2 separate regions of the Homo sapiens genome follow, and region 1 is linked to region 2. A link is a loop called in an ENCODE intact Hi-C map of the cell type or tissue named here. Cell type or tissue: psoas muscle. All regions are shown on one strand. Each heading gives the region's core, and the rest is flanking DNA. Links, peaks and the distances in the headings are about the cores only. Region 1 overlaps PTPN14 (protein tyrosine phosphatase non-receptor type 14). Region 2 overlaps PTPN14 (protein tyrosine phosphatase non-receptor type 14).

What was found. A loop is a pair of places that touch in the nucleus more often than their neighbours do. Peaks named below come from ENCODE experiments on the same cell type or tissue, not always from the same donor. Only the 100,000 strongest peaks of a DNase experiment are listed, where the experiment ranks them.
Region 1: it touches region 2 in a loop (1.9-fold over the local background); 3 of 110 quality-filtered maps call a loop at or near these places.

What each region holds. Positions count from the first base shown.
Region 1 is chr1:214,387,396-214,390,207 of GRCh38, forward strand. The region is part of intron 11 of PTPN14 (protein tyrosine phosphatase non-receptor type 14); the gene reads right to left. Among named protein-coding and RNA genes, the nearest start is that of SMYD2, 110 kb to the left of the region's middle. In psoas muscle, for the core only: a CTCF peak has its summit at 1,410 (motif pointing right); no DNase peak of the experiment used is centred there.
Region 2 is chr1:214,493,993-214,496,804 of GRCh38, forward strand. The region is part of intron 1 of PTPN14 (protein tyrosine phosphatase non-receptor type 14); the gene reads right to left. Among named protein-coding and RNA genes, the nearest start is that of PTPN14, 56 kb to the right of the region's middle. In psoas muscle, for the core only: no CTCF peak of the experiment used is centred there; no DNase peak of the experiment used is centred there; H3K27ac peaks cover 2,500 bases.

The DNA.
Region 1 (2,812 bases), core at 190-2,689, 110 kb before region 2:
GAGCTACTCGCGAGCTGAGGCAGGAGAATCACTTGAACCTGGGACTTGGAGGTTGCAGTGAGCCATGATCGTGCCACTGCACTTCAGGTTGGGCAACAGATTGAGACTTCGTCTCCAAGAAAAAAAGAAAAAAATTATCTGGGCGTGGCGACATGCACCTGTAGTCCCAGCTACTTGGGAGGCTGAGGCGTGAGAGTCGTTGAACCTGGGCGGCGGAGGTTGCAGTAAGCCAAGATCATGCTACCGCACTCCAGCCTGGCGACAGAGCAAGACTCCGTCAAAAAAAAAAAAAAAAAGAAAGAAAGAAAGAAAGAGAAAGTAAATTATTATAACCCATCTCAGAAATGAGAATAAGGGGGACACCTGTTTTGTTCTCAAAATTCCATTCACAAGCTCCTACACATCAACATAGCTGTGCCTGAGACCCCAGTTCACAGCTCCACATCAACCTTAAATAGGAACAGGGTTAGTGTTAAGCTGAGCCCAGGGTGAATCTATTTAAATATCTAAAATGTGGCCCACAACAATGAGTGTGTAGCTGTCAAGACCACTTGCTGACCTTCCCCATTGCAGAACCAAGTGTGCAAAGGGCCCTGTCTACCCACCACCGCAGTGCAGAATCTTCCACAGTCTGTTAAAGATGGCTATTTAGACTGAACCTGAATAACTTCATGCTGCGGAAGAGGGACAAGTTTTCAGAGAAAAAAACAAAACAAAACAAAACAAAAAAACTTCAATGGATTAAATATTTGGTGAACCAACAAAGGAAAGACGGTTATGCACTAATGTAATCTAGAGCAAGCCATTTAACCTCAGTCGGTCTCAGTTTCCCGTCAGTCAAATCAAGCTCCTCTCTTCCCCTACCTCAAGCATTCTCCATTTTATTTATGTACTGAGGTTCCAGGTAAGAATTTGTTTGAAATAAGAGTTTTGATTTGCGGGGGAAAAAACCCTCAAAACGCTTACGTTTGTAAGCCACCGAACAGGATAATCTCTCATATTTCTTTTTTCTTTTTTTTTTTATTTTCTGAGACATTGTCTCACTCTATTGCCCAGGCTGGAGTGCAGTGGCACAATCTCGGCTCACTGCAACCTCCGCCTCCCGGGTTCAAGAGATTCTCATGCCTCAGCCTCCCTAGTAGCTGGGATTACAGACGCTGTGCCACCAGGCCCTTCTAGTTTTTGTATTTTTAGTAGAGACGGGGTTTCACCATGTTGGCCAGGCTGGTCTTGAACTCTTGACCTCAAGTGATCCACCCACCTTGGCCTCCCAAAGTGCTGGGATTACAGGTGTGAGCTACCGTGCCCAGCCAATCTCTTATATTTCTATTAGCCTTATAGATTTTAAAGGTTACTATTTTGAGAGAAGAATCTCAGATCAAACCAAGAAACCCAAATCCAGCAGGGGTCACACTTTCTCAGCATCCCTCAATGGAAGAAACGCACTGGCCAAGAGCTTGAAGCTGGGTGAATAACTCACCTATCATTTTCTTTGCCACAAACAATGCTTGATCTTCAAAGGGGTAATAAAAAAAAAGGGATCCAAGAATTAAAAGGAATCAAGACAGAAGAAATGAAGAACTGAAATCAATCTAAGAAAGCAGTTCGGGCCTACCAAAGAAAAGGTGCTATATTCCCAAGTCTCCCTTTGGCTGATTTTTGAGTTGCAATTTAAAAATATTTTTCCTTTTCTTGGCAATACATAATTCAACTAAATTTTTCCATGGTAGCACAACCATTTTAAGGCTTTAAAGAAAAACACAGTGGGGAGGGATTTGTACAAGGGAATAGAAATACACAGCAAGGCAAAATTGGTTTACTGTGTTTTCTTGCCTTATTTAAAAAAAACCAATAAGTAAGTTACGGTTTATGAACTGACATAAATGAGCAGACTTATGCCAGTTCACAAACAGCATTGTCAAAGGACAATAATAGCTAATCCCTCAAACATCATTTCAGGATTATATTATTTATTTCATCTCGTTATATATTCTAATACATTATTCCATTTCTTCCCAGACCTGCTAATAGAGAAACAAACTTGACGCCAAAATATAGACAGAAGAGGGCAGGTGAAAAACAGCAATGAGAAGTCCTGGTTATCAGCAAGGAAGCCAAGAGACAGTGTTATTTGGTCTTACTCACTCATTGTAAGAAACTCTTGGTGAAATGGTTTAAACCTAAAGGACAGGGGAAAGGGGGAAGCCATGAATTGGATCAGACTTCCTATAAACTGTCTTCATCCAAATAAAATAGGTAAGCCTCTGCATCCTCTCTGGATAATGAGGACAAGATAAGATCACAAGAGAGCTTTAAAACACTTTGCCTCCCATAGGGTTTCAAGGGTGTAAATGAAAAATTATTTTGCTAATAAAGACATCTATACTCTAAAGAAGGGAAAAGGAAGATAACATTCATAAAGGAGAAGAATAAATAAATCAGTGCCATGAACAAATCTATTGGTACTCGGGGGAAAGCCCAACGTATCTGTTACATTTTCAGGGCCCAGGACCACATGTGAGATATTGTGCATAATACTGAGAGAAATAATATTCACACAGGCACTCAGGAATTACTGCGATAATATAATGACTCAACTCAAGAATTCAGAGTCCACATCTAAGCATTTTCAAGGAAATAAACTTTTCTCAAAACGCTCCCTTCAAAAGACAAGTTAAAGACATGCTATAGTGTATACACTGAATATGAAGAAAAATTCAATTGCATTCTATCAGCTTGAAAGAATTGTTGATCTAGAGAAGTTAAAAGGTCATATGCTTATTTTGATTTTGTGTAAAAAAATCATGACCTA
Region 2 (2,812 bases), core at 62-2,561:
AAAGAAATCACTGGCAGCACTCCACAAGTGTCCTCTCTCCCGTCCTTAGTGCCTTCCTTTTCCTCTTCTCTCTTTCTTTCTCTTTTTTTTTCTTTTGAGACAGAGTCTCGCACTGTCGCCCAGGCTGGAGTGCAGTGGCGCGATCTCAGCTCACTGCAAGCTCCGCCTCCCAGGTTCACGCCATTCTCCTGCCTCAGCCTCCAGAGTAGCTGGGACTACAGGCGCCCAGCTAATTTTTTGTGTTTTTAGTAGAGACAGGGTTTCACCATGTTAGCCAGGATGGTATCTCTCGATCTCCTGACCTTGTGATCCGCCCGCCTTGGCTTCCCAAAGTGCTGGGATTACAGGTGTGAGCCACAGCACCCGGCCCCTCCTCTCTCTTTCTTACCTCACTCCTTGTACCAGTCATCTTGTTGTCAGCCCTATCACACAGGCTAATGTTCCCCAAGCTTAGAGAGGTTGGCGATTCCTGCCATATAAGAATACACTTTAATGCTTTTTGGTCAAAATAGGAACAAGCCCTGGATGTACTTCTTTTTACCCTGCCAAGTTAGCCAACTTTAACTTTATGCTCTGTTGTGGTGCATTGTTATTGTGTTGCCTTGTCATCTAACATTAAGCTCTTTTTTTGCAAGGGTAGAAAGAGATGACACGGAATTGGTCATATAAATGAAGCTTTACATGAACAAAGCAGGGAGAACTAAAGCTAACAAAATGTTTGGACGTCTAAAGGAAGAGTGGCCTCTCCTGATGTTTCTAAGACTGAGTTACCACTACACTACTGAATGGAAGGGAGAGAAGGGGGAAGGGCAGTTGTGTTCCTTGACAATATTCAAGGAAAAGGAAGACCAAAGTATAATTAGAAACACTGACCACGTGTCATCTTCACCACAAGTGAACCTGAGGGAAGGAGATGCCTGAAAGACCTGGAATTCTTCTTGCTTGACTCATGAAACTCAACAGGTCTTAGAGATGACTGCACAATAAAATCACTTTGGACCTAGAAGCAACTGTCTGAGAACTGGGACCAGCATTAGTGGTGAGATGTATTTTCTCCTCTCTCAGCATCATCCCAGAAAGGGACACACAGAGTTACTCATTAAGGTGAAAAAATCTAAAGACACTATACTAGTGAAAAGCTTGGGATCTGAAGAAAGAGCACTGAATTTCAATACTATGTTTGAATTTCAGCCAACTGTAAAATCTTTGGCATACTATTTAAACTCTCTGAGCGTTGGTTCCCTCATCTGTAAGATGAAAACAGTAACTACATGTCACGGCGTCAGTGAAAAGATTAAATAAGATAATGTATATAAAGCACTATCAGAGTCCCTGGCCCAGATAACAATGCCTAATAATTACCTATTACTGTAGCTATTACAAGTAGGGGGACAGTGGTTTAAAAATCAACACTGAAGGAATAAAAAGGACATGTGAAAGATGACACCAAAACCAAAATTTAATTCAAATCTTCTGAAGCAAACTAAGTACCATTAAGGAGAGGAATAACAATTGGTCAGAAAATCTGCAGTAATTCAAGAGTCTAAAAAAATAGTGTTCCAATTAATCCACTCCAGGAGAAAAGGTACTTAGACAAGACTGACATTATCAAATTAAGATGGGGGAGGAAAAGTGCTTTTCAGAACAGTTATCATGTGCTATTTTATTTTTTTTATTTATTTATTTATTTATTTATTTATTTATTTATTTATTTACTTCGCAACGGAAATTCGCTCTTGTTGCCCAGGCTGGAGTGCAATGGTGCGATCTCAGCTCACCGCAACCTCCGCCTCCCTGGTTCAAGCGATGCTCCTGCCTCAGCCTCCCGAGTAGCTGGGATTACAGGCACACGCCACCATGCCCAGCTAATTTTGTATTTTTAGTAGAGACAGGGTTTCACCATGTTGGTCAGGCTGGTCTCGAACTCCCGACCTCTGGTGATCCGCCCTGCCTCGGCCTCCCAAAGTGCTGGGATTACAGACATGAGCCACCACACTCGGCCTCATGTGTTATTTTAATACATTTTTCATACCCACAGATAAACAACACTTCATGTTTCTTTTCTAAACAAAAAAAAACTCTCCTGGCATTCTTGGTCCTGAGCTTATAATTTGCTCAGTAATTTTCCATTTCAGTTTTGTGCTCACAGATTTAGAAACGTACTTCATTTCCTAACAAAAATACTTTTGCTCTGCAGTATTTATTGCTTCTGCATAACTAGATCCCAGTGAACAGGTGAGAGAGGTACCCAAGAGGAAATGTGGAATAATAGTGTGCAAAGTGTTCTAGAGCAGAAGGTCACACTGCGGAACATACTTTATAACTGTAACAGGATACGGCTTAGCCCAGTGTTAGGCTTAGCCCAGCTCTGTCAAGGGGAGTTCAGCCAAGGTCCTCAGGGGCAAGGAATTCTAGTTATACTGCACACTGACCTCACTCATGACCCATACCAACTCACTGAAACCCCTCGGGGAAAATGAGTTACTAGTACCTGCCCTGCTCCCCAAACTTCCAATGGAATAGCAAATTGTGGGTTTTCTGTTTCTTGTTTTCAGCAGCACCTTTATTTTCAAATGAAATATTACAGATAAAAGCAGAACTGATTTGATGATACCTGTATATTCTTTTTAAACACTCCTTACCCCCTACCCAAGTGCTGGGATCCCTAAGGGACCAGAGAACACTATTAGAAACTAAATGACAGCTGGAGAGAGATTTTTAAAGTCCTAAAGAACAATTTATCCATAATCTGAATTTCTATGATTCAGTTTTAACTTAATATCTAATTTGATCTATATTCCACAGAACTGCT